3 separate regions of the Homo sapiens genome follow, and all the other regions are linked to region 2. The links are chromatin loops, found by intact Hi-C in ENCODE. Cell type or tissue: CD4-positive, alpha-beta T cell. All regions are shown on one strand. Region 1 overlaps SLC35F1 (solute carrier family 35 member F1). Region 2 has its middle 93 kb from the start of ASF1A. Region 3 has its middle 33 kb from the start of FAM184A.

Evidence for each region. Peaks named below come from ENCODE experiments on the same cell type or tissue, not always from the same donor. Only the 100,000 strongest peaks of a DNase experiment are listed, where the experiment ranks them.
Region 1: it touches region 2 in a loop (4-fold over the local background); 5 of 110 quality-filtered maps call a loop at or near these places.
Region 3: a loop joins it to region 2, with 4 times the contacts of the local background. A loop is called at or near these places in 12 of 110 quality-filtered maps.

The regions. Positions count from the first base shown.
Region 1 is chr6:117,972,162-117,980,161 of GRCh38, reverse strand. The region is part of intron 1 of SLC35F1 (solute carrier family 35 member F1); the gene reads right to left. Among named protein-coding and RNA genes, the nearest start is that of SLC35F1, 69 kb to the right of the region's middle. In CD4-positive, alpha-beta T cell, a CTCF peak has its summit at 3,944 (motif pointing left); a DNase peak (open chromatin) is centred at 3,931.
Region 2 is chr6:118,797,595-118,805,594 of GRCh38, reverse strand. No RefSeq gene overlaps it. Among named protein-coding and RNA genes, the nearest start is that of ASF1A, 93 kb to the left of the region's middle. In CD4-positive, alpha-beta T cell, a CTCF peak has its summit at 4,900 (motif pointing right); a DNase peak (open chromatin) is centred at 4,904; H3K4me3 peaks cover 249 bases; H3K27ac peaks cover 462 bases.
Region 3 is chr6:119,107,696-119,115,695 of GRCh38, reverse strand. It overlaps a transcript of FAM184A not described here. Among named protein-coding and RNA genes, the nearest start is that of FAM184A, 33 kb to the right of the region's middle. In CD4-positive, alpha-beta T cell, CTCF peaks have their summits at 4,598 and 4,797 (motif pointing right); DNase peaks (open chromatin) are centred at 2,465 and 4,755.

The sequences.
Region 1 (8,000 bases), 830 kb after region 2:
ATCAACGATGTTGAGAACACCTCACAAACAGAGTCTGCAATCTTACACATGAGGCTCTAGACAAGGTTCCATGGTTACCATAAACATATAAAACAGAAACCCATTCGATGAGTAAAAAGAATCAGAGGCCTCAAACTCAACACGGGTAGAAGAAATTTCACAACTGTGCTAACAGCAACTTTTTACTACAGTAAAGGGAAAAAAATTCTGATAAGTAATTCTTGCTGGCACAGTTAGGAGAAACATGAATCAGATACTCCTGATGAGATGTACAAAGTGCTCCATCATCCCATCATGCTGGGAAACAAAAGGCTCCAATATTGAAAACATCATCAGCTGGATCCCATGGATACAAGTTAAGGAACAATGACATTGATGATCGCGCAGCACATCCTATGGAAGCAGAACTGGATTTTCTCTTTTCTCCTACAACAGACCCTCTTACATGACTTTGGACTAAGAGCCACAGAGAAGAAAAGAAAGACATAATTATAAAATTTTAACTCTCTGTGCTTTAAGAAGAGTGTTTTAAGCAAGATTTTCTCTTTTTGATGTAAAGGCAGAACACAGCAGGATTGGGAACATACCAGTATGCTGATTACTAGAGAGCAAGCTGTGTTAGTGAAATAAAAAGCACTATTAATATTTTCTAGATGCAGGTTAGGTAAAATGAATGTATCTGAAGTCTACTTCTGTTGGAAAAAGGAAAAACATCGTGAGGCAAAACCAATCCTTAAGCTATACCTGCTGATATTTGCTTTACACCACAGTTAAATCTTAACAGTATTCAAGGGACCAGAAACTAGCCTCTGACTCATAAGAAAATCTTCCAATGGGGTAACGGAGGGTTGTGATATTATGGACTGTACAAAGAAAAGCTCTCCAACCTGAGCCCTGTTCCACCACCAACTTTGGGAATTATAATTAACTGAAGCTTTTTTGACACAGGAGGTGATGTCCAAGCAAGGTGTAAGTTTGGGGGATGTGGTGGGGAGCTGCTCTTCGCTAGCTTTCCATCTAAACTGACCACAAAGGCATCTACTAACATATAAATGAGTCAGACAGTAGTACAGGCTAAGCTGAAAAATGGATTCACATTGTGTAAAAGAATTAATAACACTAGGCATGCGGGGAACAGGTCAAGCCTGACAGGGACCAGATTGAGAGTTCAGGCAAGAGTTGTGGCTACCAGAGCAAGCTCCACATGCCCCCAAAGGAAAGTAACAAGAGCCATGAAATGAGCCACAGGATGAGGGCAGGGTTGTCACATAAAACATGGGATGTCTTATTAAACTGGAATTTCAGACACATGAAGAATAATTTTGGAGTGTAAGTAATGGGACAGGCTTATACAGAAATATTATTCTTTGTGTATCTGAAATTCAAATTCAGTGGGTGTCCTGTATTTTTATTTGCTAAATCTGACAACTCTAGATGAGGAAATGGGGCTCAAGGTAGCCTTAAATGAGACAAAGAGAGAGACTAGGGAATGACAGTGTAAGTGAGACAGAATGGGAACCAGGGTTTCTGCCAGAGGAAAGCTGACTTAGGTCTGAAGCAAGCTAGGAGTCAAAGGAAAGGGCCAGTGAAGAAAATAACGTGAAGGGAAAAGTAAAGTTTTTGTAGTGAGTAACTGTGTATTGAAGATAAACAGCACTTAAGACCACATGGCTTGTTGCTCATTATGATGAAGATGTAAGGAAGGGGAGGGACACGGTGTTGGTGTCCACAAAAAAGGGAACGACTAATCCAGCCTGAAGAAAAACACTAAGTAAATGTGGTAAAGGGGACCTGGACTCTGTGACAGACTCCATACAACTGGTAATCTGGTAAGATTTATTTTCTTTGCAAACTGGAGAGGGTGGGGGCCAGGGGAGGGGGAAGAGTTATTTTCCATAGGAATATTCTTTCAAAGTGGAACCAAAGAGAAAATAGGCCCTTATTTCTGTTATTGGACATTTCTAAAGCATGAAAAAATCAGGCACCACTTTACTGCTTTGGAGGGAGAAGATAGGTCCAATAGCAGAGGAAATCAAATTCAGTTCAGATAAACACATCTGAAGAAATAAAATAATTTACTCTGAAAAAAATGACTGTAATAAATACTTGTATTAGTTTATCAGAAAAGACTTTGGTACAATATGAAGCACAATCTTCCTAAAATTCAAGTAAAAACTAAATCTACTCCCAAATTAACATAAAAATAATTTTTCATCTTAATATTTATTATTCCAACTGCTTGTTTCTTCTGGAAATCCATTACTAAATGAAGCTAAAATTTAAGCCTCTGCCTCTGAAAATCTTTCCCTATCATTAAAAAATTTTGATAAAGAATTACCTCAATATCCTATGCATTAAAAGAAAAATCAATGACCAAAACCACAAAAGTATTTAATAGATTTAAATACATAAAAACTTAAAATTGCTCAAATGCATATATTTTTAAAACCATAGACAAGTAAATGGCAAACTACAAACCTAGAAATACCCCAGATATAGCAGATGGAGATATATTAGTCTTACACTATTAAGAGCTCATTTTAGAAGATAAAATCTTTTACACCACATAGGAAAATGGAAAAAAGTCATGAGAAGATAATTTATAAAAAAGGAAAAAAAATGGACAATGAACACAGAAAATAGCTAACTTCCCTAGGAATCAAAAAAATCCTTATTATATCAATACTTAGCTAACATTTTCATGTATCAAATTAGCTATTTTTTAAATTAAAATATTTAGCACTAATTAAGGTAGTGAGCATCAAACACCTTCCTAGTGTATAAATTGGTTTTAAAAAACCTTTCTAGAAAGTAGTTCAGCAGTATATGTCAAAAGCCTTGGGAGGCTGAGGCAGGAGAATCGCTTGAACCCGGGAGGCAGAGGTTGCAGTGGGCCGAGATCGCACCATTGCACTCCAGCCTGGGTGAGGGAGAGAGACTCCGTCTCAAAAAAAAAAAAAGAAAGAAAGAAAAAGAAAAAGAAAAATCATGTTCTTTCATCCAGGAATTCCACTTCTAGGAATCTGTCCTAAGGAAATCATCACATGTATCATCAAAGACTTACAAAGATATTCATCACACTTATTTATAATAGTGTAGAAAATGGAAAAGCATATAAATGTATAAATGTTCATTAATAAAAGAATAGTTAAAATTGAATACTGGACAGTCATTAAAATTGCAGTTAAAACAATTTAATTTAAATGATCCTTGATTGATATAATATTAAGATTTTCAAAGTAGCACACAAAACTATATTTATCTGTCTATATACAGCATGATTACAATTATACATGAAAACAGTGGAAGAAAATATGCCCCAACGTTAACTGTGATTAAATGATTTATAGGATTATGGAGCAATTATTGTTTTCCTTTAAATACTTTGCCTGTGTTTTCTGAGGATTCTGCAATAAATGTGTACTACTTTTGAAATCAGGGGAGAAAATGAGCAGAACTAGATTTAGCTAAAGAACTTTTTTTTTATTATAGCAAGGAAAATAGCAACATAGATTAATCTAAGAATATGCATAGGCTTAGACCTGTACAAGGCAATAAATAAATACCTTGGTATTTATTTAAACATTTATATTTACATATTTAATGATTACCTTGTGTACTGCAACTCTTTATTTATCATCTAAATAATACAGTAAAAAATAAACAGGAATTAAACTGAACAAAGAACAAAATCTTTGCTCCCCAAATCAAATTTTCCTCCCTTAAAACTGAGTTTGCCACATAATCCAACTATGTTATTTGTTTTCTTACAACCTAAAATTTGTAAAATTTGAAATTACTCTTCTAAAAAGGAAGAAAGCCAATTAGCAGTTTTCTTTCAGCCAGGGTTTCTCCGGTTTACCTTGGAGGTGAGAGATTTGAGTAAATGTCTTGTTGCCACTATAGGCATGAATAGGAATTAGCGCCCTCTTGTGAGCATGAGATGAAAACCTTAAAATACATTTGAAGCTGAAAGGGACTTCAGTTATTTCACCATGAGGGAAGACAAAGAATTGTGCTCACTAGACAAAGAAGATCACACTCCTTAAAGTAAAATCATCTCAGAATTCCTGATTATTTAGATTTTCAACATACAATGCATTTGTATGGGAAAGTGCCTGACATTCAATAGATTTACAGCTTGTCTTAAAATTCATGAGAGGCAACGTGAATGTTCTGTACTACTGCCACTGCGTGGGAAGTTATCACAGTGGAGGACGTGATAATCTACCTTTTGGCGAGTACGATGTACTGTGCTCACATGTAAAAAGCAGAATTTCCAGAAGAGGGATCAAGTCTTTCAGAAATGATAGAAGATAGTAACTTTTCTAAATTCTTAAAGAGTCATAAATCATTTCTTGAAAAATAAAAATGATGAAAACAACTTGTTAGCGCAGGAACAAAATAAAATTGGAGATTATTTAGAATACAGACTACAACTTCAGCATAGCACAGAGCACTTGTAGAACAGAATAAGTTCCCTTTTACATAGGTTAGTAGATTCCCGTCTACAAAAATAAATAAATAAATAAGAGAATCACATCTCCTATCACTCTAATCTGGGAGTTTTTAAAATTACACCTTACTATAGTAATTTCACATCTGATTGACAGGTTAAGATACACAATTAATTCTAAAACATCAAAGTGGGAGGGAGATCATACTAAAATGAAAAAAAATTTTCAAGGCATTAGGTCCTATAGTATTCTTCAACAACACTGCCAGACTTTTCCTGGGATGCTGCCAGCCAATCCCAGGTCAAAGCTTAATTGGCATTCCCAGTTAGCGGACTCTAAATTTGAGAAAGGCCACACATTGTCTTTAAGCATTTATAATGCAGTTAACTCTAATCAAAATTTCTTTATTTTTGTCAAATAACTTCAACAAACTTTTTTTCTAGCTATTTAATGTTCTCATTTATTTGAGGATGGGCATTAGCACTGAAGGGTGAGTGAATGACATTGGAAAATCATTTTAGTCAACTTGTTTCTAAACATCAATGGAAGGAAGTAAACATTTCCATCTGTTCAGCTCATTAGTGCTGATAAATGGAGATTGCAAAACTCAGAGGCTATGGATTCCTAATGGACTTGACTTACATCAGTGGCTCTCCAAGTGTGGTGTGGGAAATCCCTAAGATCCTTTCAAGAAGTCCAAACCTTCAAAACTACTTTCATAATCATACTAACACATTATTTGCCTTTATCACTCTCATTCTCCTACAAGTATACAATGCAAGTTTTGCAACAGATTGATGCAGAAGCAGATATGTGAGTCCACTTGTCTTCTATTAAGTCAGACATTAAAGAGATTTGCAAAAATGTAAAACAATGCTACTCTTCTCACTTTCTGTTTTATTTTGGAAAACACAATTTAAAAAGCATTATTTAGATTAACCCACATGGGCTTACTTTTGTTCTTTGGACATGTCATAAATATTTTTAAATTCCTCTATTTTAATTTATAATGTAATGAATATAAATTGAGATAATCCCACAGAAACCAAAGCTCTTTGGGTCTTTAATAATTTTAAAGAGTGTAAATGAGTCCTAGACCAAAATTCTTAAGAATAGCTGTCACAGATCTCTTATTTTGATTCAGCATTAAAAAGTTATATTAATGTTGAGCTCAGACACTCCAAAAAATCTTTCCAGATTTTCAGAATCAAAGCAACCTCCTGCTGTGCTCCAGAGTTCAAAGGCATTTTTGACTTTATGCTACTCAAAATCCAAATTAAATTTCACTTCAGTGCAGAATAAGAAATTTTCAAATATCATTCATTCATCCATTCAATAAAAATTTACTGAGTATCTATCATGTGAAAATACAGCTATGTTTGGAACATTGCTAGTCTGGGGAAATAAAATGGTATCTTTTCAGACTAAAACCATATATGCCCTGCTCCTAAATAGTAAGACCTAACACTGATTAAGTATATGCTAAGTGCTAGACCTTGTACTAAGTGCTTAATGGCATAACTAATTTATTTCTAACAAGAACCCTATGTATTATTATTATTCCTATTTCATGGATGAGGAAACTGGGGCATAGAGAGATTAAACAATTTGTCCAAAGAGCTGACAAGTGGCAGAGCCAGGATTCAAACCAGCAGAATCTCTGCATATAACCTCCCCAGTAAAACTGGCACCATCCAGCAGGGTACTGGGCCTGGATATGCATACCAGCTGCATGTAACAGAGCTAAACCCAAAGCAATGTCAAGATTCACTGGATGTAGTTTACCTTGGCAGAGCTGGAAGAAACCATAACTTTGAGTTTACTGTTAATTCCTGGATTCTGACTATTGGACTAAAAAATTAATTGATAGGTACTTCTGGTCATCCTTCACTTATTCACAGTTATAAAAGTTGTGAAGAAATGGCCCTAATATTACCCATAATCCTAAAGTATAGTTTCTATAAAACAAGTTTTGACCAGCTGGGCATGGTGGTACAAGATTATATTCCCAGGTACTGGGAAGGCTGAGGCAGGAGGGTCTCTTCAGCCTAGGAGTTCTAGGCTGCAATGAGCATGACTGCATTCCAGCCTGGGCAACAGAGCAAGACCTTGTCTCAAAAAAATATATATTAAAAATTAAATAAATAAATAAACAAAATAATAATAAATTTAAAAACAAGTTTTGACCTTGCAATGTGGAGAGACCCAGAAAGCATATCATCATCAAACCAGCTCTCAGGAAAAATGTCTACGAACCTTCAGTAACACTTATTTTTAGGTAAATAGATGAGTAAATAAATACATAAATCAGTCATTATGTCCTTTGTCCCCTTACAACCCCAAATCCATATGTTGAAGTCCTAACCCCCAGTTCACTTCAGGATGAGACTGTACTAGGAGATAAGGACTTTAAAGAAGGTAAAATGAGGTCATGTGGGTGGACCGTCATCCAACAGGACTGCTGTCTTTATAAGAAGAGAGAGACTAGGGACACATAGGTACAGAGAAAAAGCCATGTGAAAGCACAGCAAGAAGGTGGCCATCTGCAAGCCAAGGAGAGAGGCTTTGGAAGATACCAAACCTGCCACTGACACCTTGATCTTGGACTTCCAGCCTCCTGTGAGATATTGTGAAAAAAATAAATTTCTATTGTTTAAGCCTCCTAGTCTGTGGGATTTTGTTATAGTAGTCCTAACAGATACTGTAACAGATAAAACACCAGCCAAACTCTTTCATCCAACTGTATTTTTTAAAATTCCACAATTTTAACATTTATCATAATGCTTGTAAACTTATTAAATTGTAGCATCTAGGTACTTGCCTATGAAGAAAAACAGAAGTATCCCTAATTTTATAATGGGGATCTAGGTATGGGTGGCTGATATGATTTGGCTGTGTCCCCACCCAAACTTCATCTTGAATTGTAGTTTCCATAATCCTCACATGTCATGGGAGGGACCCAGTGGGAGGTAACTGACTCATGGGGGCAGGTTTTTCCCATGCTGTTCTTGTGATAGTGAATAAGTCTTATGAGATCTGATGGTTTTATAAAGGGCAGTTCCCCTGTACACGCTCTTGCCTGCCACCATGTAAGATGTGTCTTTGCTCCTCCTTCGCCTTCTGCCATGATTGTGAGGCCTCCCTAGCTATGTGGAACTGTGAGTCCATTAAATCTCTTTTTCTTTATAAATAACCCAGTCTTAGGTATGTCTTTATTAGCAGCATGAGAACAGACTAATATGGTAAATTGGTACTGCAGAGTGGGGGCACTGCTGTAAACATACCCAAAAATGCAGAAGTAACTTTGGAAATGGGTAACAGGCAGAGGTTGTAACCACTTGGAGGGCTCAGAAAAACAAAAGAAAATGTGGGAAAATTTGGAACTTCCTAGAGACTTGTTGAATGGCTTTGACCAAAATGCTGATAGTGATATGGACAATCAAGTCCAGGCTGAGGTGGTCTCATAAGGAGATGTGGAGTTTGTTGGGAACTAGAGTAAAGCTCACTCTTGCAATGCAAAGAGACTGGTGGCATTTTGACCCT
Region 2 (8,000 bases):
AAAGAGCCAATGTGAGCATGTGAGTGTTCTGCCCACTCCACCTATTGTCCATTTCAGTTATACTTTCAAGGACCAGGGACATAACCATGGCCTTTCCTCCAGTCAGTGGGCTCTGAGTCCAAAAACTGGTTCAGGTACAGAAGCTGGTTAAAAAATTGTGACTTTTTTTTTTTTTTTTTTTTTTGAGACAGAGTCTCACTCTGTCACCCAGGCTGGAGTGCAGTGGCATGATCTTGGCTCACTGCAATCTCCACCTCCCGGGTTCAAGCGATTCTCATGCCTCAGCTTCCGGAGTAGCTGAGACTACAGGCCCGCACCACCGTACCCAGCTAATTTATTATTATTTTTTTTTTTTTGGTAGGGACGGTGTTTCACCATGTTGGCCAGGCTGGAAGAATTGTGACTTTTTAGTGGCACAGCTGCCTTCAGCCACCTCCTTTCTTCTGGCTGTATTGATTAGGGGTCTTGTTAAAAAAACACAGATTGCTGGCCCTACCCCTGGAGTTTCTAATCCAGTAGCTCTGGACTGGGGCCTGAGAACTGATATTTCTATCAATTTCTCAGGTAGTGCTGATGCTGCTGGTAGGGAACTGCATTTCGAGACCACTGGCACAGATTCTGCAATACCCTTGTTGACTTCCCTTCTGTCTTGCCTCTAGGGATTCTAGCCATTTCTATAGATCTCTGTGAGTCCATTGCCCTACCTGCCACTCTGACCTTGCGGCTTACTGAAACATTTGCTTCTACCTTGCACCTGACACTTAAGCATTGTCACCTGGCCTCTGTTTTATTCTGGGACCTTTTGTCTCCATATTGACCAATCATTAGCTGTGGGCTGCCCTGGGGAAGGGGGCATGGCTTTGGGCTGGGACTGTCTGCAGCTGAAGGCAGTCTCTGGAGGGGGCTTCAGCTGTGAGCTGTCAGCTGCCAACACTCTCAGCAGCTGGAAAAAGTGGGCTCATCAATCTTCAACTGGAAATGTGGGCAGTGCACCTCAGCATCTACTCCCGTCTGTCTCAGGCCAAGACTGGGGTAAGAGGAGTGGGGCACTTGCCTCAGGCACAGAATTTAAGGGGACACAAAACATTCAGTAATCCAGATAAATATTTTGGCACAATATTTTAAAAAATCAAAACAAAAATTCATGACAGATTATCGGATTTTTAAATAATAGACAAGATCAGTGTTCCTGATTTCTCCTTTTGCCTTTGGGCGCTGATGTGGCCTAGCATGGCATGTCTTCTCAGGCTGCATGAGGGCGGGGCTTTTGCCTGCTTTGCTCACTGATGTACCCCCAATGATTAGTGGTGTGTCTGGGCATAGTAAGTGTCCGATAAATATTTGTTGAATGAGACATTTAAAATATTTGAGGGAAGAATTACCATTCAGCTACATTTCTCATTTCTCATCTCTTTCTTTCTCCCAGCTTTTCCCACTAATGTTGACTGAACACAAGAGGCTGTTTTCACATTAGAGTCAGACTTGAGGGGGAGCCATGTGTGACTTAGGGAAAATATCTGGCCAAAATAGGATGCAGTTCACTATAAAGGGCAATTGTGAGGTGTGAATGTTTAAAAATATTTTTTCTTTTTTTATTTTAGAGACAGGGTCTTGTCCTGTCTCCCAGGCTGGAGTGCAGTGTCACAATCATAGCTTACTACAGTTTTGAAGTCCTGGGCTCAAGTGATCCTCCCACCTCAGCCTCCCAAATAGGTAGGACTTGGGAGACTGAAGCAAGAGATGCACGCTACCATGTCTGGCTCGTTTAAAAAATGTTTATTGTAGAGACAGGCTCTCAGTATGTTGTCCAGGCTAGTCTTGAACTGCTAGCCTCAAGCAATCCTCTCACCTTGGCCTTCCAAAGTGCTAGGATGACAGGCATAAGCCACCATACCTGGCCTAATGATACCTTCTTAATTGATTTCATTGTCAGATTTAATGGATATATGTAGTGTGCTTCATTGTATTAACTCTTGTCAGCTTATATAATTATGAAGTAAGAGTTTTTTAAAATGCTCAAAAATCACCCTGCCCCCAAGTATAGATGGGTTTAGAATTCCAGGACCAAAAGTGGAACAGAAAGCCATGGTACAGAGTGGGAAGAGTAATGGTCAGCAGGTGTCCCCTCCGCTGCCGCCCACCCCCCCACCATGCTCCCTGTTTCAGTGGGATGGAGGGGAACCCTGAGGGAAGCTCGAAGGCAGAGGTTAGTAGATAGAGCATCTTCCGGGGTAGCTGGCAGCATTTTGGCACATGATGCTGGAAGAGGATGTGGCCGGAGCTGCCAGGCACTGAATCCAGTAAGTTCTCTCCCTACTGGGGGAGCCTATTGTCACCATATCCTACCTTCCTTGCACCCAGAGCCAATTCTAACTTGTTTTTTAAGCCAATGAAAGGAACTTGGGACTGGGCGTGGTGGCTCACCCCTGTAATCCCAGCACTTTGGGAGGTGGAGGTGGGCGGATCACCTGAGGTCAGGAGTTCAAGACCAGCCTGGTCAACATGGCAAAACCCTGTCTCTACTAAAAATACAAAAATTAGCTGGACCTGAGAAATCTCAGAATCCGGTGAGCTGAGTAGTCTTGCCCCTCTCCGGAGCAAGAGCAGAATACGAAGACTGCTAGGGTGTTGCTGGGCCTCGTGGAGTGTAAGGACCGCAGTCCTCCCAGGCTTGGAGAGACCTGGGGGAGTCCATGATGGTGAAGATGTGGGAGGGTGGAGGAAGTGACTGGGACTGAGCACCTGCTGTGTGCTAGGCATCATATTAGACACTTTGTGTACACACACACACAATAGTTATGTGCCGTACAACAGTGTTTCTCTCAACAATGGAGCACATTTACCATGGTGCTCCCATAAGATTGTAACAGAGCTGAAAATTTCCTGTCACTTAGTGATGTCTTGATGATCCTGACCCTGTATAGGCCTGGGCTAATGTGTTTTTGTTTCTTTGTTTTTAACAAAACAGCTTAAAAAGTTAAAAAGTAAACAGCTTTTGGAATAAAGATATAAGGAAAAGTAATTTTATACAGGTCTACAATGTGTGTTTTAAGCTAATGTTATTATAAAAGAGTCAAAAAATTTTAAAGTTTAGAAAGGAAAAAATTTACAATAAGCTAAAATTTATTGTTGAATGAATATATATATATATAATTTTTTTGAGACAGGATCTTGCTCTGTTGCCAGGCTGGAGTGCAGTGGTGTGACCATAGCTCACTGTAGCCTCGAACTCCTGGGCTAAAGCAATCCTCCTCCCTCCCAAGTAGCTAAGACTAAAGGCACATGGCACCACACCTGTCTGATTTTTAATTTATTTGTAGGAATGGGATCTAACTATGTTGCCCAGGCTGGTCAAATTCCTGGCTTAAAATGATCCTCCAAAGTATTGGGATTACAGGCATGATCCACTACATCTGGCCCAGAAAAATATTTTTAAAACAAATGTAGTGTAGCCTAAGTACACAGTGTTTATAAAGTCACGGTAGTGTATGGTAATGTCCTAAGTCGACATTCACTCAGCCGTCACCTACTCACTCACTGAGAGCAACTTTTAATCCTACAGGCTCCTTTCATGGTAAGTGCCCTATACAAGTGTGCCATTTTTGTCTTTTTATGGTATTTTTACTGTACCTTTTCTGTGTTTAGGTATATTTAGAGACACAAATACTTATTTGTGTTACAATTGCCTACAGTATTCAGTGCAGTAACATGCTGTACAGGTATGTAGCCTAGGAGCAATAGACTACACCATAAAGCCTAGGTGTGTAGTAGGCTATACATCTAGGTTTGTGTAAGTGCACTCTATGATGTTTGCACAAAGATGAAATTGCCTAATGATGCATTTTTCAAAATGCATCCCCAACGCTAAGTGACACATGACTGTGTATGTATAATAGATACAAGATATACAGAGAGATATTTATTTAGTTCTCATAGCAATTCTGTGAGGAAAGTATCATTAGCCCTGCTTTACGGATGAAAACAGGATCAGAGGGGCTCAGTGAATTTTCTAGGTCACACAGCTAATACATGGATTGCAGTGGAGCTGGAACTGTTTGGTTCCAAAGCCCGTGTTCCATCAACCATCTTAGGACAGCTCCCAAAAGAAATGTGACCGTCAGAGCAAAGGCAGGGCATGACCAGGTAGCCGAAGTCATAAGGTTTCTTGGTGCATCTCCCATTCACTCACTGTTTGCTTCCGGAAAGAAAAGTGTAGGGCAGCCCTTTCCTGATGTGTACTAAGCTACAGCACCTGTGTCGAGATGAGAGTGAGCCAAAGGGCACTGGTTGGTAGGATGAGGTGGAGGAGTATTTTAATTTTTGGAATTTGGGAAGCAGACAGCTTTACTTTGTAAGGTTGGAACAGCAGCAACATCCATTACATATAAACCAAAAATCTTTACTATTTCTAAATTTCCTAGATTGCTATTATTTGGTCCTAAGTTGAGTATTCGTTCCACAGAAAGTGGTAATTATTCCTCTACATGCAGACCTCAGCAGCTGCTCACACATTCCAGAGCAGGGGAGTCCTTGCCTTGGGCTTGGTTCAGCATCTAAGAAATACAGTGACATTGCAGGGTGGCAGCACCTGGCGACGCAGGGCAGAGCCGTCCACGTAGAGCACATTGAGAATGACAACCCTGGAGGATGGCGAGGTGTGGCCCTGCAAAAGATTCCTTTTTATTTTCCATCAAATGTGCTCAAATACTATATATTTTTTCATGAACAACTTTTCCTCGCTCAAAAATTAACAACTAGACCCTGGAGCACCACCGTGAAAGGGTTTTTGTTTATTTCCTGCTCTTGCTTGCTTCGAACAATGATTGCTCTAACGGCTGAATAGTCAGCTCTGGAAACAGTATCTAGGTCAGCCTGTCCTTTTTGCTGCTTCCCACCACTAGGGGGCAGGAAGTATCTGATAAAGGAACTAAAAAGGCTGGAAACGCGTGCATTGACAAGCAAAAGCCGGAGGCTTGCCTGCTTGCAATTCTTATGATGAAAACATTTCTTCAGAAATCAGCCTCATTTGAGCACTTCTGGCAGACGCAGAGGCCAGCTGAGGAGTGGGCCAGGAGAAGGGGAGGGCGCCTCAGGAGGCGTGTCCTTTGATCATTTTGGAAAAACCGCTCTATCTTCTGAAGACTTTGAAAATGCATACCTAGAGAGCAAGGCTGCGACAGGGCTTTGAAACCCCCTGAGCCATGAGGTCAAGGTCCATTTTATAGAAACCTGTAATCTGAAAGAATATACATTTAATAATGTGATTCTTTTGGGAGGTGGGGAGCAGGCACTCAGATTCCAAATCCACAGGTCCTCAAAGGGATATTGTTCATCAGAAGCTTTTTTTAAAAAAAATCCCAGAATCCCACACAAGTGATAGACTGCACAGAGCGATGCACAGTTTAGCATCCATACAGGTGTGAGGATGGAGAGAGCACTGGATTGGGTGCCTGGCTGCTGCTACTCACTAGTTTTGTGACCGCCAAAACCTAAGCTGCTGTACACCAGCAAAGCAGCACAATATCTCCTTTGTCGGATTGCAGCATCAACAACAAGCATTTATCCAGCCCCTACTGTATGCCAGGCACTGTGCTAGGCACTGGGGAGATGATGAATGATAAGATAGGCACGGTTGGTCCCTGCCTTGTGAACATGACATCCCAGTGAGGATTTATTATTATTATTATTATTATTATTATTATTATTATTATACTTTAAGTTTTAGGGTACATGTGCACAACATGCAGGTTAGTTACATATGTATACATGTGCCATGTTGGTGTGCTGCACCCATTAACTCGTCATTTAACATTAGGTATATCTCCTAATGCTATCCCTCCCCCTTCCCCCCACCCCACAACAGGCCCTGGTGTGTGATGTTCCCCTTCCTGTGTCCATGTGTTCTCATTGTTCAATTCCCACCTATGAGTGAGAACGTGCGGTGTTTGGTTTTTTGTCCTTGTGATAGTTTGCTGAGAATGATGGTTTCCAGCTTCATCCATGTCCCTACAAAGGACATGAACTCATCATTTTTTATGGCTGCATAGTATTCCATGGTGTATATGTGCCACATTTTCTCAATCCAGTCTATCACTGTTGGACATTTGGGTTGGTTCCAAGTCTTTGCTATTGTGAATAGTGCTGCAATAAACATATGTGTGCATGTGTCTTTATAGCAGTATGTTTTATAATGCTTTGGGTATATACCCAGTAATGGGATTGCTGGGTCAAATGGTATTTCTAGTTCTAGATCCCTGAGGAATCGCCACACTGACTTCCACAATGGTTGAACTCGTTTACAGTCCCACCAACAGTGTAAAAGTGTTCCTATTTCTCCACATCCTCTCCAGCACCTGTTGTTTCCTGACTTTTTAATGATCACCATTCTAAGTGGTGTGAGATGGTATCTCATTGTGGTTTTGATTTGTGTTTCTCTGATGGCCAGTGATGATGAGCATTTTTTCATGTGTCTTTTGGCTGCATAAATGTCTTCTTTTGAGAAGTGTCTGTTCATATCCTTCGCCCACTTTTTGATGGGGTTGTTTGTTTTTCTCTTGTAAATTTGTTTGAGTTCTTTGTAGATTCTGGATATTAGCCCTTTGTCAGATGAGTAGATTGCAAAAATTTTCTCCCATTCTGTAGGTTGCCTGTTCACCCTAATGGTAGTTTCTTTTGCTGTGCAGAAGCTCTTTAGTTTAATTAGATCCCATTTGTCAATTTTGACTTTTGTTGCCATTGCTTTTGGTGTGTTAGACATGAAGTCCTTGCCCATGCCTATGTCCTGAATGGTATTGCCTAGGTTTTCTTCTAGGGTTTTTATGGTTTTAGGTCTAACATTTAAGTCTTTAATCCATCTTGAATTAATTTTTGTGTAAGGTGTAAGGAAGGGATCCAGTTTCAGCTTTCTACATATGGCTAGCCAGTTTTCCCAGCACCATTTATTAAATAGGGAATCCTTTCCCCATTGCTTGTTTTTCTCAGGTTTGTCGAAGATCAAATGGTTGTAGATATGCAGCATTATTTCTGAGGGCTCTGTTCTGTTCCATTGGTCTATATCTCTGTTGTGGTACCAGTGCCATGCTGTTTTGGTTACTGTAGCCTTGTAGCATAGTCAGGTGGCGTGATGCCTCCACCTTTCTTCTTTTGGCTTAGGATTGACTTGGCAATGCAGGCTCTTTTTTGGTTCCATTTGAACTTTAAAGTAGTTTTTTCCAATTCTGTGAAGCAAGTCATTGGTAGCTTGATGGGGATGGCATTGAATCTATAAATTACCTTGGGCAGTATGGCCATTTTCATGATATTGATTCTTCCAACCCATGAGCATGGAATGTTCTTCCATTTGTTTGTATCCTCTTTTATTTCACTGAGCAGTGGTTTGTAGTTCTCCTTGAAGAGGTCCTTCACGTCCCTTGTAAGTTGGATTCCTAGGTATTTTATTGTCTTTGAAGCAGTTGTGAATGGGAGGTCACTCATGATTTGGCTGTCTGTTTGTTATTGGTGTATAAGAATGCTTGTGATTTTTGCACATTGATTTTGTATCCTGAGACTTTGCTGAAGTTGCCTATCAGCTTGAGGAGATTTTGGGCTGAGATGATGGGGTTTTCTAGATATACAATCATGTCATCTGCAAACAGGGACAATTTGACTTCCTCTTTTCCTAATTGAATGCCCTTTATTTCCTTCTCCTGCCTAATTGCCCTGGCCAGAACTTCCAACACTATGTTGAATAGGAGTGGTGAGAGAGGGCATCCCTGTCTTGTGCCAGTTTTCAAAGGGAATGCTTCCAATTTTTGCCCATTCAGTATGATATTGGCTGTGGGTTTGTCATAGATAGCTCTTATTATTTTAAGACACGTCCCATCAATACCTAATTTATTGAGAGTTTTTAGCATGAAGCGTTGTTGATTTTTGTCAAAGGCCTTTTCTGCATCTATTGAGATAATCATGGTTTTTGTCGTTGTTTCTGTTTATATGCTGGATTACGTTTATTGATTTGCATA
Region 3 (8,000 bases), 310 kb before region 2:
CCACCACACCCTGCCATATACCCTGCTCTCTTAAGCCATTTGAACCAGCTTGGGAAACTTGACCTGCTGTACTCAGAAAGCCTCATTATGTAAGTAACAAACCTTTCATAACTTCTTGATGTATGTGTGGCATCATCAGTCTTTTAAAATTATTTTTTATTTTTTAATTAGAGACAGGATCTCACTATTTTGCCCATGGTGGTCTCGAGCTCCTGGTCTCAAGCTATCCTCCTGCCTTGGCCTCCCAAAGTGCCAGGTTTACGGGCATGAGCCACCTCGCCCAGTCACATCATCAGTCTTGACATCTGAATCAAGTTCCGGATGGGGGTCTATCCTACTTCTGCAGGGTGATCAGAACAGAATTATTAGGCATATGAGCCGTATCTTATTTATTTCCCTTTCCTCTGTGCCTAAAATAAAATAATTAATAAATGGTTATTGAATGAACTATATTTAAATATTGTTGGAATATGAAAATTCAATTTTATTTGAGCTGTGGAATAAACAGTTTCTTTGTGACCAGTTTAAATATGGTTGATGGAAAAATGAAGACCATCAGAAATATTTTGGAAGAAGACAAATTTATAAATCATTTGGAACATTAAGTGAATATTTATCTAAAAATTGAAAAATTGGCAAAGGATTTGAATAGATATTTCTCCAAAGAATATATACAAATGATCAATAAGCACCTGAAAAAATGCTCCCAGCTACTCGGAAGGCTGCAGTGGGAGGATTGCTTGAGTCCAAGAGGTTGAGGCTGCAGTGAGCTATGATTGTGCCACTGCACTCCAGCCTGGGAGACAGAGTGAGACCTTGTCTCAATATACAAAATAAACGCTAGGCACAGTAGCTCACTCATGTCATCCTAGCATTTTGGGAGGCCAAGGCCATCCTAGCATTTTGGGAGGCCAATGCTTGATCCCAGGCATTCAAGACCAGCCTGGCCAACATGGTGAAACCCCATATCTACATAAAATACAACAATTAGCCAGGCATGGTGGCATATACCTGCAGTCCCAGCTACTCTAGAGGCTGAGGCAGGAGGATCACTTAAGCCCAGGAGGTGGCGGTTGCAGTGAGTAGTTATCATGCCACTGCACTGCAGCCTGGGCGACAAAGTGAGATCCTGTCTCAAAATAAATAAATGAGATAAAATAAAAAATAAATAACAGATAAATGGGGCAATATCTGGAGGAGCATTGACAAGAGAGAAGAATCTATGAAGTGGTGACATCAGAGGGCAGGAAAGTCCATTCCTTTATACAGCCATGGAAGGTTAGGAGGCTAGTGACAGAGGCTGTGTTAGTGGGGTCATCCCTGTGGATACTGAAGCACTGAAATTCATGGGAGGAATCAGGGACAATAGAGGGTTGCCAAATAAAACACTATTTGCTGTTTGTCTGAAAATCAAATTTAACTGGGCATTCTGTATTTTTATTTGCCAAATCTGACAACTTTAGGTGGAGAGAAACACTGCCCTGGAAGGTGTTCTGTGAATGAGAGATAATAGCAATATGGGATAGTGTAGGCACCCCTTATTCATGGCAGATAAGTTCCAAAACCCCCAGTGGTTGCCTGAGACCACAGATCATGCTGAACCTTATATATGCTATGCTTTTTCCTATACATACATACCTATGATAAAGTTTAATTTATAAACTAGGCACCGTAAGAGATGAACAACAATAACAATAAAATAGAAAAATTATAACAATATACTGTAATAAATGTGATTTATTTATTTATTTATTTTGAGACATAGTTTCTCTGTCACTCAGGCTGAAGTGCAGTGGCATGATCTCGGCTCACCGCAACCTCTGCCTCCCGGGTTCAAGCAGTTCTCATGCCTCAGCCTTCCAAGTATCTGGGATTACAGTCATGAGCCACCATGCTCAGCTAATTTTTGTATTTTTAGTAGAGACAGGGGGTCTCACCATGTTGGCCAGGCTGGCTCGAACTCCTGAACTCAAGTGATCCACTCACCTCGGCCTCCCAAAGTGCTGAGATTACAGGCATATAATACATGTTATGTGAATGTGGTCTCTCTCTCTCTCTCTTTCTCTCTCTCTCTCTCAATATCTTATTGTACTGTACTCACCTATTTTCAGACCACAGTTGACTTCAGGTAACTGAAACCTTGGAAAGCAAAACCACAGATAAGGGGGGACTGAGAACTATAGTTGTATGGTATGAGCTTCAAAGAAGCATGATTAGGGGTGGTGAGGTTGAAAAAAAAGGAAGAAAACTGGTTTCAGAAGCATCACTGGGAAGCAAGTCTCCACATCCAGGCACCAAGTCATAATGGGGACTTAAGAAAGCTGCATGACAACCCGTAACTCAGGACACAGCCAGGCCTCATTTAAACAGTGAAGGGGAAGGACCTTGAGAGCCAGGGAGATCTGGGGAAATTAGGAGGCAGGTTGAGCAAGCGAGAGAGTTTCCTGGCCACAGTTGTAATGTTTCAGGAACATAATGAGAGCATTTTTTTTTAAAGGGTTGAGTCAAATAATCTGATAATGGTGATCAGGAAACTTGCCCCATGAGCACAATGGCCATGCCACAGAAATGGGCTGGCAGTAGTACCCTGTCATGCTCAGTCAGTGGCTGCAGCCATACTGGGGCGGTGTGGACCCAGAGAACAGCAAGGGGACTGGCAGCCAACTACACTCCCCTCTGCCAGAGAGACAGGAAGTAAAACCTTCCCCTCCCTTCTGCAGCTCCACTTAGCATTTAGGCAAGGAAAAATGTACTGTAAGTGCCCTTTTATGGCAGTTGGTCATTTTGCTGATTTTCTTCGCAGAAGGCATCCTTTATCCCACACAAAGAAGTTTTCCAAAGATGCCTTGGATTCCACATCTATCCTTTTTCAACTTTCCTCATATTTTAACTATCTTTCTCAATTTCATTTTTATCTTTTCCACACATTTCCTTTAAAAAATAGTGTGACTATCTCAAGCTATGAGACAGGATTGCAGTCCATTTTCCAAAAGAATAAAATTCAATTTCTCTGTAGAGTGATGTCTGTCCTGTGGCCACTCTTCAGGGTATAACAGGTAATAGCCACTGACGATCTGAATTGCAAGTGTGGGGGTGGAAATCAATTAAGCTGAAAGTGAAAAGGATAAAGGAGACTGCTCTACTCTAAAACCCATTCAACTTTCAATGGCCAGAAAACTAAAAATGTTATCTCAAGAGTTTTCTAAACGGTTTAAACCTAACCCGGATGGAAGTCATGGCACGTTCAATTTGAAGTATGATCATTCAAGGCTAGGCGTGGTGGCTCTCGCCTGTAATCCCAGCACTTTGGGAGGCCCAGGCAGGCGGATCACCTGAGGTTGGGAGTTCGAGACCAGCTTGACCAACATGGAGAAACCCCGTCTCTACTAAAAATACAAAATTAGCCGGGCATGTAACGTGCCTGTAATCCCAGCTACTGAGGAGGCTGAGGCAGGAGAATTGCTTGAACCCGGGAGGCGGAGGTTGTGATGAGCCGAGATTGCGCCATTGCACTCCAGCCTGGGCAACAAGAGTGAAACTACACCTGAAAAAAAAAAAGAAAGAAAGAAAAGAAAAAAGAAATATGATCATTCCCACACTCTATGTATAATAATAACACATTTCATGGACATAGGAGGTCCCCACCTGCTTTCTTTCCAGAATAAGTACAATCAGGGATTACATAGTTTTTAATAGAATAATATGCAGTACATGGCCTTGTTACTTTGCTATGTTTTAAAACTACCAGAAGACCATGAAAACAATTTTTCAATTTCTCTAGGGCCACTAAACAGTCTCTTTTCTGTTTCTTTAATGAAAACTGTTTCTTTAATGAAAATATTCAGTCTATATGCCAGGAAATGGATTTTATAGAGAAACATGAGTTGCCCAAATTACCCTAACTTGCCTCCTTCCCTGCAGCTGAATCTACTACATGCATTTTTCGTAGTACATTAAACTGCTGCATTCTCGACACCGCCAAAATAATTTGCATTGTGACTAGAACATGACAATCTGTTCATCAACAGACAAGACACCTCTTTCAGGAATGGGGAAACCCAACAGACTTAGTGTCAACTTATTATTACATGGTAACATAAACTGGAATACGCCGGGTTTCTGTGGTCTACGGAATCAGCTTCCTCACTTCCCTGGAAATTCAACATTTTAAAAAATTATCTTTTGCCATTTTAGCCATTTTTGAATGTACAGTTCTGGGCACTGAGAACATTCACATTTTTGTGCAACCATCACCACCATCCACGTCCAGCCGTTTTTCATCTTCCCCAACTGAAACTCTGTATCCATTAAACTCTGACTCTCCGTTCCCTCTTCCTCCCTAGCCCCTGTCAATCACCATTCTACTTGCTGTTTCTGGGAATTTAAGTGCTCTGAGAATCTCATATAAGTGAAATAATATATTAGTTATCTTTTTGTAATTGGCTTATTGCAGTTAAGTCTTCAAGGCTCATCTATGTGATAACGTGTCAAAACTTCCTTTTTGAGGCTGAATAATATTATATTGTTTGTATATAACATATTTTGTTTATCCATTCACCATCAAGGGACACTTGGGTTGCTTCCATGCTTTGACTTTTATAAATAATGTTGCTATGAATGGGGATGTACAAATAGAAACTTCAATTTTAAGTAAGCATAAGGCTGCAGCAATGACGAGGATACTCATCGCAACCTTCCTTTTCATTTGCTGGGCCACACTTCAGTTACAGGTGGTGACCAGAGTGAATATCAAGTTTAAACTGCAGGTGGCAGCAAATATTCATGAACTAGACCCAATGTCTGGCAAAACCATAGCTGTTTTTTACTGCGTTAAATTTTGCCTCTTTAGAATGGAATTCACATTTTTCCCCAGGTCGCCTATGTTCAACATAAGAAATGCTGGAAGCATTTGTGTGGGTTTAACTAACAAGGAGTACTTTAATTGTGAAATATAAAAGAATGGTGGATCAGTATCTGAGTGCTTGAAATTCTGCTCACAGCTTTCACAGTCTTGCCTGAAATGTCTCAGCCAACCACACATTCATAATCTTGCCACATCTTCAAGCTCTGAAAATAGGTCTTCATCATTCATGAGGAACGGCCTCTGGCTTGTCCATGGGATAGACCCTGCTAGTTGTCTATCCAATATCCTTTTCACTTTTTTGCCTACAAATAAAAACCCCAATTTTGATTAGGCCACCGTGTACCCAACTAAAAAAAAAATCTCCATTGCCTCACCTCTCTTGCAGCCGAGATGAGGGTATGCCACAGTTCTTTCCTGGAGATAGAAGCTCAAGTCTGCTGGAAATCAAAAGTTTTGCTTTCCTGATACAGGCTCCTCCCGTTCTTCCTTGTGTTTGTTGTGTTTCGATTGTTGTTTTGGTTGCTTCCTACCAAAAACCTGGGTGGGAAACTAAAGGTGGGACAGCCATACTGTAACGATGAGACCACCAGGAAAATAAACGCACATGTTAAGCACTGCAGAGTAGAAAAAGGAGCCTGGGGTGATGATGGCCCAGGTGAGGTGCCCCAGGATCCCTGGGCTACCCATCTGTAGGTGGACTGCTTACTTTCAAGCAGGACTTCTCACTTCCTGTTATGCGAGAAAAATATTTCCTTATTGAGTTAAAGCACGATACTTAGACTTATGTTAGGTGAAGCAGCGCCCAACCCCCAGGTGAGATGGATAGATAGTCCCTGGGATGCATCGATGAGTTAAATGTGTGTTTAAAGATAAAGACAATAAATATACTAGCTTCTTTTTTAATTGAGAAAAGGTGCCTAAAATGCAGGGCAGAACTACATTTTTATCAGACATAGGTCTAAAAATACTAAGGCAGATATTACGCAACATTTAAAGTAATGAGTTAGTAGGCTTTTCCATAAATAAAGGAATGGCATTTAGGAGTAGAAGTAGGAGAAGAGGATAATAAATAATAAATAGCAGAGCTATTTTAAATAATAAAAGCAGAGCTGAGTTTCTAAGATGAAAGTCCTCATGAATGTGGGAGTCTCTGTTCATTAACAGCTTCAATTCGTCAGATTTTGCCACAATGTTATAATAACTCATTTGTGAAATGCCACAAGGTCAAGATAATCCTGTCCTCATCCATATCTTTTTAGTGAGAACATTTGGTGCTCTGTATACATAGCTAAAGTATTCATCCAGTGACATGAACATTTACCAACATCTGAGAGAGAGACAGAGAGACAGACAGAGAGAGAGAGAAGGATTCACAGAAAAAGTGAAATGAAAGACTTGGAGAAAATATTCTAGAATCAGAGCACCCAAAGGGATGGAACCAAACAGGAGAGTGACTGTGAGAGAGGCTGAGGTTTAAGTGCTAAAATCAGGTCTAAATCTGTGACTCTAATTTCTTCTGTGTACTTTAAACAGGTTTCTACATTTGTAAAGTAAGAGATGGGAAATGTCTCATGACACTTATAATTTAGTTGGAGAATAAAAAACTAAAGACACATTAGCATAAGAGCAAATAGTGTGGCACAGTGTGTAATTAATGGCTAAATTATATGGTTCAAGGACAAGTGCTACAGAAATTGAGAAAACAATAAGACCAAGAATAGTTGGGAAAGGGTTTCATGGAGGAGATAGGAATAGGGATAATTTACAAAGAGAGAATATTGAAGAAATAACTTTCTAAGTAGAAAGGAAAAAAGACAAGAAAGGATGCAGATGTTTGGCTTGTTTGTGGCATGAAAGGAAGACTTGTTTTGGAAAATAGTGGGGAGTAGATTTAGGTTTGTAGTATTGAGTCAACTCATAGATGCCCTCAAAAGCTAGGAAGAAAACATTTGGAAGTTGAGTAGAAGTCACTTCTGTTTCCTGGAGCGTGGAGATTATTGGCTCAGGCATTCCCAACTCCACTCAAAGCTTTAATGGTTGGGAAACCCAGGAGCATCCCAGGTACCCAAGCTTGTACTGAGTGTCAGCTCCTGAGCCAGCAGCTCTCTTCACTCTCCATCAAACTCCATCCATCAATCCCTGGGTGACTCCTTCCAAAGAGGGAACCAACCCAACCTCCAGAGGGTACTGTCATTTTCAATCCATGAAGAGGATTGCAGGCACTCCCTGCAATTTGAAGAGAAGATTATGATTTGAAAAGGTAGACAGTCTTTTAAAAAGTCAAGAAAAAGTTTTTAAGAGTGACAACCCCAGTACACCATCATGGAATTTCGGCAGAGGCAAAGAAAAAAAAAATTGCCACCAGTGCTGGCCACCTTCTAGAGCTGCTGACTTGGAGGAAGCAAACTAAAGTGCAGAGGACCTCAATAGAGCCTGGATGGGGTAGAGGCTATTTAACAGCATTTCAGAAGAGAGAAGAGACTCGAGTTCTTGGTGATGGTTCCACTCTGCTCCAGACAGGTGCTCCAATCTCATTCAACAAAAATTATTCGGTGAGAGTGTCAAGGGGAATTTGCCCATCATATATCAAGGCATCAAAAGGTCTCGATGAGTGACTCATATTTACTACAAACAAGGAAGAAAATGAATGTCATGGCAACCATACAAGAACCCTACACACCACACACACACACACACACACACTAACAAGTGCTTCTCAAACTTTCAAATTTGGGAATTATGTGAAGAGCTCATTAAAACACAGATTCTAACCTCACTACCAGAATTCCTGATTCTGCTCTCTGGAGAACCCTAGTCACGCATAGAACAATACCTGATTAACCTTTTATTCCAATTCAGTTCATATTTGTAAAGAATGTTGTCACCTAATAAATATGTCTTAAATTTCTTTAGAATACTAAGAGCAGTTCTCCAAGGAACACTTGCCCAGCAACAGCATCTCCAACAATGAACTGACAATAACTCTGGCTTTGAAACTTGAGGACCAATGAACTCTGAACTCTGTTCTTTTCTTTCTTTTTTTTTTTTTTTTTTGAGACAAAGTCTCACTCTGTCACCCAGGCTGGAGTGCAGTGGCGAGATCTCGGTTCACTGCAACTTCCTCCTCCCAGGTTCA